Regions from separate parts of the Homo sapiens genome. Here regions 1 and 2 are each linked to region 3. Evidence: chromatin contacts called from ENCODE Hi-C or POLR2A ChIA-PET data. All regions are on one chromosome and are shown on one strand. The core of a region is the stretch at or near the end of the contact, and the rest is flanking DNA. Distances in the headings are between cores, read along the strand shown.

Region 1 (2,890 bases), core at 192-2,691, 1.5 Mb after region 3:
GAATGTTTCCCATATTGTCTGAAAATAAAGCACCTCATGTTTAGAAAGATGGAAAAGTATGTTCTTTGTAAGTGCATTATCACTAGTGATTACTCATATATTAGCTGTAGGCATGACCGTGCTGCTGCACCATCGAGAGACACACACACACATAATAAAAAACCAAATATATTTGGGATAGAAATATCATATTACATTATATAATGCATTATACTTTACAAAACATTTTCCTATTCATTAACTGATTTGCAAATAATATTTAATTTTGTGCTGCTTTTCAAAAGATCTGGAAGTGCTTTCCAAAAAGCACTCCATTCATTGCTTCATAGGCTTCATTCAGTGGTCTGTTGGTTTTTTCTTTTTTTTTTTTTTTCCCTCCCAGCAAGGTTAGTTCCATTATTCCCTCTCCTTCCCTATTCAAGCAATATTAAAGGCTTCTCTTTTTCTACCAGGGTGTTAAGTTGAGCCTCTTGGCTGTGAATATTGGCAGAATGGTAGGACGCAGAAGCTGTGATTTCTCGAGTTAAATAATGACATCGTGCCTGGAGGTCAGTTCAAAGACCACGTCGTTTTGGCACGATATTTATCTGTGACCTCATTTTCTTCTTAATCTATAAAACAGAGGCGTTAATGACAATTTACTTCATAAATCGATTATCAGAATAGGACTTAAAATTCCTTAGGAGGTCAAGCACGGGCTTTAGAAAGTGCAACATGTGAACATCAGCCTATTAAAAATTGTTTTGATCTAGAAAAGACAACCTCAAACTTCTCTTGCCAATTCAAATTCCAGCTTCTTCCTACCCTTCTTTTCTAAATCTTTGCTTTCTCTTTGGCTGAAATTAGAAGCAGGAAGGGAGCAGGGAAAGGAAACCTGGGACTGGAAAAGGGCAGGGAAGCCCAACAGACCGGTTAAGCACGTCTGAGATTCTCTAGTCGGCTTCAACCCAGGGGCTAAGAGGCAGAGTCAGCGTTTCCAGCAGAAACTAGCATATAGCTCAGGCTCAATACCACGTCGAGTCAGGAGCCATCGCCGGAAGGGTCACACCGACACATTTTACAAAACAGCCTAAGGCGTCCCCTCCTCCCGCCTGGGTCAGGGAGGGACACCCCCAGGGGTCCTCGCCCGCCTCCCACTAGCGGGCACGCGGTCGTCGCGCGGGCGCGGCCCTCTGACGGAGCCCAGGCGTGCACTCCGCAGCCTCGGCGTCCCCCAGCTAGCCGGAAGAAGCTGCGGCGACAGCGTCCTGCCGCCTGTCTGTCACGCAGCCGCCCACGTTGCCACCGCTTCCGATTGGTCGCTGGCCTGGACCGGCCCCCTTCAGCCCCGCCTCCCGCGAATGGACAGGCGAGGGGCGGGCCCGCCACCGCCCCGCCCCCCGGCGGCCGCGGGCGGGCCCGCCCATCTGTCAGTTACGGGGGCTGCCCGGCGGGCGGGCTGGAGGCGCTCGCAGGCTGCCTAGTCGTTCGCTCGCTCTCTCTCGCGTGCTCCCTCTCGCCGCCTGTGGGGAAGTCGGGGCCGCCCGAGCGGCCGTCGCCACCGCCTCGCCCCGACCTCCTTCCCGGTCCCCTCCCGGCCCAGTCCCTCCCGCCCGCGCACCCCGAGTAGTGAGTGGCCCCGCGCAGGGTCTGGAGAGTCACCGCGGCGGCGCCGGGTGGTGGTTAAACCATGTTAAGGAGGATTTTACAGAGGGTAAGAGAGTGAAACCGTCTTTCTGGCAGCACGTGAGCGGGACAGCCGGAGCTCGGGGCCGCGGCGCGGGCGCCCCTCCTCAGCGCGGGCTCCTTCCTTCCCTAGGCCCCACAGCCCGGCAGGCGCTTAGGCCTCGGTCGCCCGGCCCGGGGGCGGGGAGGGCGGGTGGGGCCGGCGCGGCGGGGCGGCAGGCAGAGCCCTGGTGGCCCCGCGCGTCCAGGCCTGGCGCCCGCTCCGGCGCGGGGCTCCGTGTGTGCGAGCGGGCTGCGAGCTGGAGGGTGTGGTGCCGGCGCGTTCCTCCCGGGAACCCTGAGTGGGAGTGAAAATGGAGAGTTGGTGCCCGTGGGACGGGCCAGCCGCCGCCTGCCGGGCTGGAGAACGCCCCATGGGAGATTCGGGCGGCTTGCTTCGCCTTTCCCCACCCGCCGCACTCCCCGTGCCCCCCAATTTGACACGATGCGCACCTGCCACACACGGCCCTGCTTTCTCCTTTGGACCACAGTGGAGGGTGGTGTGGTGAGCCCCGGCCTAGCCTGGGCCCAGGCGTGGGACTGACACTGGCACAGTCAGCCGAGAAGGAAGATGTTACTCACTGTTGGAAACTTTTTTTTTAATTAAAAATATGTTTTCTGTGCAAGCCCCACTACCTTATTTTAGCTATCCAAGAATAAATCCGCAGTAAGCTTGATCAAGTGGTATATACACTTAGTTTCTGCCTGTGCTGTCTCTGAAATCTGGAAAACCTTGAGGATAGAAAGATTAGAGCATTAGAAAACTGTAGGTGTATCATTTAAGAATCAGTTACTAGAATAACATAATTCACATCTCTTTTCCTGTAAGAGTTATTGTACCTGTCAACTTAAATTTGTTTTTTTTTTTTGGTATAGCTTTTTTCTTTTCTTTTTGAGGCTGATAGGGTGTAACAAAATGTAAATGATTGAAAAGTAGGTGCCGAGCCTATTAGTTCTTTACCGAGGGAGTAGGATAACTAGTTCAAAGGACAAAAGAAATTAGTGAATTTGTAGGATTCAGCCGAGGAATGTGCGGAAGAGAGTTGAGTCATCCAGTAGATAGGAAGGGAGTGCTCTTGCTTCTGCCTAGCTTTCTCCTGAAAGAATGAAGTCATGTGAAACTTGGTCAGTTATTAGAGGGAGAAATAGTTAACTTCTTTATCTGACAACCTGTGTTGACATTTAA
Region 2 (2,914 bases), core at 304-2,803, 1.0 Mb after region 3:
CTCTGAACCTTGGCTTCTCATCTAAAACGTTCTGTTAATAATAGAGACTACTTCATCTGTTTCATAATTGAATGATGTATTAAATTTATTAACCATTTAGCATCGTGCCAGCACAAAATATTTCTTATTGTTCTTAGTAGGTTTCTTGTATTCAGAGTTCCAGTTTCTTTAGTGCACTATTTTTTCTCTCTCATAGCTCAATGCCATTTCACAGGCCATTTCCTATGCTTGGCATACTCTTCCCTACAAGGTCAGGTAGGTTCTTACTCATCATTGAGGACTTCACTTATTTAAGAAGGCTTCCCTGAGTTCTCAAGCAGTTAATGCCTCTCTGCTAAAATAGCACCTTGGAGGAACCTGTATTACAGACAGCCCTTAACACATTGGATTGTAACTAATTGTTTACTGGTCTCTCTTCTCCATTGGAATCTAAGTTCCTGGAAGGCACGGTCAGTCTTGTCTTCATTTATTCACCATCTACTGTCTGTTAGTGTGCTAGGAAACACTGTGGTTAAGTAGTTAAGGGCCAGGTCTTGGCGGATCTGCCTGGGGACAAAACAGCTCCTTGGAAAAGGTTAACTATCTAAGCCTCATTTGTAAAATGGAAACAACACCTCCTCACGATTGCTGTGAAGATGAAGTAAAGTGCTTGCAAACAGTCCATCACACAGCAAACCATCCGTCATCAGGATAAAACGCTTCCCCAACAATTCAATTTTCGGGCACCCCCACTCTAATTCTCTCATAGGACCTCGCACTCTATAGGTAATCTCTGCTTTACGGATTACTCTGGGTTCTTTAAACCTCTCCTTGGTCATTCGTCCTGTTAACAATTCTGAGTCTCAACCTTTAGGTCTAGGCGTTCAGAACCATTCTTCCCGCCTCCAACTCGCTCCAAACCCTTTTCCTTCAGCCTACCCTGGGCCTAGGGGCGTGTCAGAGGTCCGATTTATACAATTTAAACATCAAAACTCCCCCAACAGCGTGTGAGTAACTGGAGAGACCCCCAGTCAGAGCTTTGCCACCGAGTTTCGGTCTTGCCCTCCCTTTGAGGAAGGAGCAAGACGATGAGCCCCACCTCAGTCGTTCACTGCAGAGCCAGCAGGGAACGCGCGCAATGCAGGCTGAGCTGAAAGAACGAACGCGTGAGCTGAAAGAACGAACGCGTGAATGAATGAATGGGATACGTCGTAGGCCAGGCCTCTGTTACGTCGTCCACCGGCGCGGGCGTGGCCACGGTTAAGAGAGACGCGCGCGCAGTCGCGCGCGGGTCGTGCCGTACCACCGTCGCGGGCAGGCTCGGCCACGAGCGCCAGAGCCCCGCGCCTCCCCTCGCGGCCTGTCCCAAGTCCCTGCCCCGCAACAGAGCGTCACTTCCGCCATCCCCGGCAGCGGTTGGGGCGGGGCGCACGGGGGAGGGGGCCAGGTCGGAGGGAAGCCCGCCCGTGCCCGAGCCCGCGCCCGAGCAGGGACTACATTTCCCGAGGGGCCTCGGCGGCGGCTGCGGCGACGGGCGCGGCAACGTCCCCCGGAAGTGGAGCCCGGGACTTCCACTCGTGCGTGAGGCGAGAGGAGCCGGAGACGAGACCAGAGGCCGAACTCGGGTTCTGACAAGATGGCCGGGCTGCCCCGCAGGATCATCAAGGTAACCGCCCAGGCCGGCCTCCAGCTCTTCGCTCTGCTCTCGTCGGCTCAGCTGGGCAGGCAGCGCGGCCTCTCGCCTCCTTCGGCCCGCGGCCCGCTCTGGGAGGCCCGAGGCGGCGCGGAGAGGGGTTGGCCGCGGCGGCGAGGGAAGTCGGGTGCTGAGGAGGGGGCGCCGGGGAGACTTCCGGCCGCGGCGGGGCAGCCGGACAGCGGGGACCCGGGGCTTCCAGGCGGCTGCCCGGCGGGCCAGGGAGTGCTGTCCCACGCCCCGGCGGAGGGTGGGGCGGCAAGGCTGGGGGTCTCTGGGCTTGGGCGCGGGCCTCCATAGCTTCTGAGACCACCCCCCCGCCGGAGGCCGCGGGCGCGCGGGAATCGCGGCGGGGCTCGGGCGCCTGGTGGGGATTGTGGCCCGACAAGGTCCCTCGGCAGCCAAGCCCCTCTTCTCCGCCCCGACGGGGCCGCGGAGGTGCGGCAACCGCGGGTGCAGAATGAATGAACCGGGAGGGTCAGGCCGGGCGGGGCCCTGCGCCCCGGGAAGTGGCTCTGGGAGGCCCGCGCGTCCTGCCGCGGTCAGCACATGCTCGCCCCTGGTTGCCGCGGCTGCCTGGGTCCCGGGACGTGGGGGCCCCGCGCCCCGCTGCCCTTGCTTCCGCGATCTCTCTCTTCTGAATACGTTTCCGCTCGTTTATCTCTGCGAAGTGATTTTACTCTGGTTGGCAAACTCTTTCAGAGCTGTTCCGAGGAAATAGTTTTAACACAAGGCTGGGGGAGGGCCGCAGTTATGGGGGATTCTCTTTCTCTCTCCTCTTCTCTCCTCTCCTCTCTTTTTCGTAGATATGAGGCCTCGCTATAGTGCCCAGGCGGCTTCCAAAACTCCTGGCTTCAGAGATCTTCCTACCTTGGCCTCTGTGGGGGATCTCGTGAAATCTTTTGCCCCTCAATTTTGTGCGTTTTAATTATTAATTGGCTGTTTATGAATACTGTGTTTTGACAAGTATGTATGGAACCATGACATTTTCGATTCTTTGATTTTGTAAAGTCTTAAGGAAATATCGACAAGTCTTCAGACGTGAGATATTCCTTGTCATCACAACAACTAAACCTTAAATTTTTGTGTCGGTTTTTATGAAGGAAATTAGTTGCACATTTATGTGACTAAATGCGCCAGTTAAAGTGACTCAATTGCAGCATCATTTTGCTTGATATAACCTGGTGAACGTGTATGTTAATCTTGCTCATTCTTGTGAAATCTGTGGGGAGATGCATACTA
Region 3 (2,761 bases), core at 189-2,688:
ACAGGCGTGAGCCACCGCCATTTCCCGAATGATCTTTTTCCTACTGACCAATAATTTGTCATGTATAGTTTACTGGCTACCACAGAGATTTCTGGAGTTGTCTGGCTCCAGCGTTTAAAAGTAATGGTTTTGGGCAACTCTGTGAAATGGAGATAACAATTGCACCTACCTTACAGAAATGTTAGAGTTAAATAAGATAACCTGAAAAAGTACTCCAGTACTTGCCACACAAATGCTCAGCAAATGTGAGCTACTGTTATTATACTAAACACGCACACATACATGAGAATTTCTGGATTCTCTATTCTATCTCCCATGTCTCATCTATGTAATCCATCCAGCAACATTCCATTACCAACTCGCTGTCCTTTTTTTCCCTCCTCTTAAGAGACACGGTCCTTTCTAATGGCCCGTTTTCCCTCATTTCAACAACAACAAAATCACCTCTCAGTTGTCCAATAATAACTACAGCCTGAAAATCATAATCTTGGGGGTAAAAATAAGCTGTACTTCACAAAGCAGTGAGAATCAAAGCCCAACCAAGGCACTGAACAAACGCTGGGGATGGGAAGGTGTCTGTTTCTTCCAACACGTATTTTGAAAGGCTGACCGCCTACTTTGTTTCAGACTTTGGATGATCATGGAAGTTCTCAAAAGCTAGCAACTCCTCTTCCAACTATTGTTTACAGCCTTAAGACAAGTAGTTCCCCATGTGACCCCAGGTGGGCCCTGAACTTGGGATAACCAGGACAGGAGACTTGGAGCAGGAGGTGCGGGGGCGAGGAGGGCTCTCTCCCGGGCGATTGGTCCTAACCCGAGGTTCCCTCGTGGCAAGCTGAGCCGACTCCCCACTCGTGGGCTGATGCCCGAGGCAGACGCGGCAGGCAGGCGGCTTCGGGAGCGCATATCTGCACCCATGGGGACGATGGCAGGCTGGCGAAGGGAGAGAGGTGGCGGCAGGACTACCATTTGAGGCTCTCAAATGGTGTGGGGAAGAGGGAAGGAGAGGCGCGAAAAGGAGGAAAACCCCTGGAGACGCTGTGTCGGGCGGAGGCTAGGGAGACCGGCTTCGCGCTCCAACGACGCGCATCACTCAGACTCCAAGGCAAGTGCCCGGGGCTAGATTTTCCGTCCCCTGGGGCTCTGGGGATCTCTGAGTCCATCCCAGGGCCCTCCAGGAACGCCTTCGGGAGCGCAGCCCGGCCCCGCCGCTGCCGCTGTCACCCGTGGCCGCTCCCGCCTCGGTTCGTTTGTCTCCTCCCTCTAACGGCTCCGGCAGCAACCGGCGTCGGTGGCGTGGGTGACGTCGGCGTGGGGGGTGGGACTTCCTGCTTCGCGTGCCGCTGGGCCAAGGGACAGAGCCCGCTCCTCCAGGCTGGTGGGGCGGTGCGATGAGGCGGCTTCTGGGCCATACGTCAGCACGTGGGGTGGCGCCGCACCCCTGAGGATCCCGGTCCACGCGGAGGAGTGGGGCTTTTCACCGCCGCCGCCGCCGCCCTCGGACCTCTCCCGGGATACTTCACATTTCCCTAGGGACGGGAGCCCGAGGGGTCCGTTCGGCCCTCTTCCTCTCGCTGGGCCGACACCCCGCTGTAGGACCGTAACCCTTAGTCCCAATGCCTCCGTAAGCGGAGTTGAGTGGGTGCCTGTGGTTGGAGCTGTGGAGGTGTCCCCGGTGGCGAGCGCGGCCAGAACTGCGGTCACTTAAGTTTTCCGTGTGCGGGTTGCAAGGAGCGTGCGTGCGTCTGGTATGTAACCTCTCTTTCTGGGGACGGTGTCTTGTTTGTATTTTGGAATACTCATTTTGTCCCTCCACAAACTGCCCTTGAATCCTTTTTTTATTTTCCTGTTAAAGTAGTGGAAGCTCGTGCTAGAAAAGTAGGCAGAGAGACGCACGTGAAACTCTTCATGGAGCTTTTGGATGCACTCTGGCTTGGTGGTTGTGTAGCCAGTTTGGTAATTGGCCAGACGTTTAAGTACCTCCAGCTTAATTTACGATGAAAAAGCTATGCTACCATTTTCCTTGGCTTTGAAGACAATTTGAATGAACAGTGATGTCGACTGTCATTACTGAGATAAACACCTAAAATATGTTAGCATATGCTGGGTTTAAATACTTTGGTTAATCCTCAGTGTCCAACTTTTGACCATAATCAATGGGCATTTTGCTCTTAAGAATATCCACTGCTAAGTATTTGTAAAGCCTTTAGTTAGCTGAAATGAGGAAGCTCTTTCAAATCTTACAGATCTCTAGGATAAGGAAAGACTTGTCTGAATTTCGTGTATATGATATATACTTCATAATCTGTTCAGACTTTAAGCAGCTCTAAAACAGAGTGGGTTGTTAAAGCAGTGCTTCTGTTACCAAGCAACATGTCTGTAAACAAGTCTGACATTTAACTAAAACACAATTAAAGGTATCTATCCTACAGTTACCTGGATTTAGAATTTTCCATATTTATGAATTTAGCCTGTAAGTGGTTAGAATTAATACTCACCTTTTGTATTGAGGTTTGATTTCAAACTCAGTTTGTTCAGAATTGTTAGAATGCTTTATTTATTTATTTATGACTGAGTCTCACTCTGTCGCCCAGGCTGGAGTGCAGTAGCGCGATCTCGGCTCACTGCAACCTCCGCCTCCTGGGTTCAAGCGATTCTCCTGCCTCAGCCTCCCGAGTAGCTGGGATTACAGGTGCGTGCCACCATGCCCGGCTAATTTTTTTATTTTAGTAGAGATGGGGTTTCACCATGTTGGCCAGGC

Evidence for each region. A loop is a pair of places that touch in the nucleus more often than their neighbours do. ChIA-PET counts read pairs that join two places held with the same protein, here RNA polymerase II (POLR2A). Pooled maps may share reads with other maps.
Region 1: a loop to region 3 is called in a map of CD8-positive, alpha-beta T cell, with 7 times the contacts of the local background. The contact joins the promoter of EEA1 here to the promoter of CEP83 in region 3. A Hi-C loop is called at or near these places in 4 of 168 maps with a recorded cell type or tissue (CD4-positive, alpha-beta memory T cell, CD8-positive, alpha-beta T cell and naive thymus-derived CD4-positive, alpha-beta T cell) and 13 of 50 pooled maps. POLR2A ChIA-PET finds 5 or more read pairs at or near these places in 1 of 52 experiments (OCI-LY7).
Region 2: a map of CD4-positive, alpha-beta T cell shows a loop between it and region 3 (13-fold over the local background). The contact joins the promoter of UBE2N here to the promoter of CEP83 in region 3. A Hi-C loop is called at or near these places in 6 of 168 maps with a recorded cell type or tissue (B cell, CD4-positive, alpha-beta T cell, CD4-positive, alpha-beta memory T cell and 2 more), 1 of 37 single-sample maps with no recorded cell type and 15 of 50 pooled maps.

What each region holds. Positions count from the first base shown.
Region 1 is chr12:92,927,846-92,930,735 of GRCh38, reverse strand. EEA1 (early endosome antigen 1) reads left to right here and starts at 1,441. Exons shown (of 29, transcript NM_003566.4): 1 at 1,441-1,693. The coding sequence starts at 1,670. RefSeq lists a silencer at 972-2,051.
Region 2 is chr12:93,440,586-93,443,499 of GRCh38, reverse strand. UBE2N (ubiquitin conjugating enzyme E2 N) reads left to right here and starts at 1,553. Exons shown (of 4, transcript NM_003348.4): 1 at 1,553-1,645. The coding sequence starts at 1,616. RefSeq lists silencers at 1,148-1,607, 1,688-1,897, 2,048-2,187, 2,218-2,337 and an enhancer at 1,018-1,655.
Region 3 is chr12:94,458,544-94,461,304 of GRCh38, reverse strand. CEP83 (centrosomal protein 83) reads left to right here and starts at 1,438. Exons shown (of 17, transcript NM_016122.3): 1 at 1,438-1,748. CEP83-DT (CEP83 divergent transcript) reads right to left here and starts at 1,302. Exons shown (of 1, transcript NR_027035.1): 1 at 1-1,302. RefSeq lists an enhancer at 972-1,021.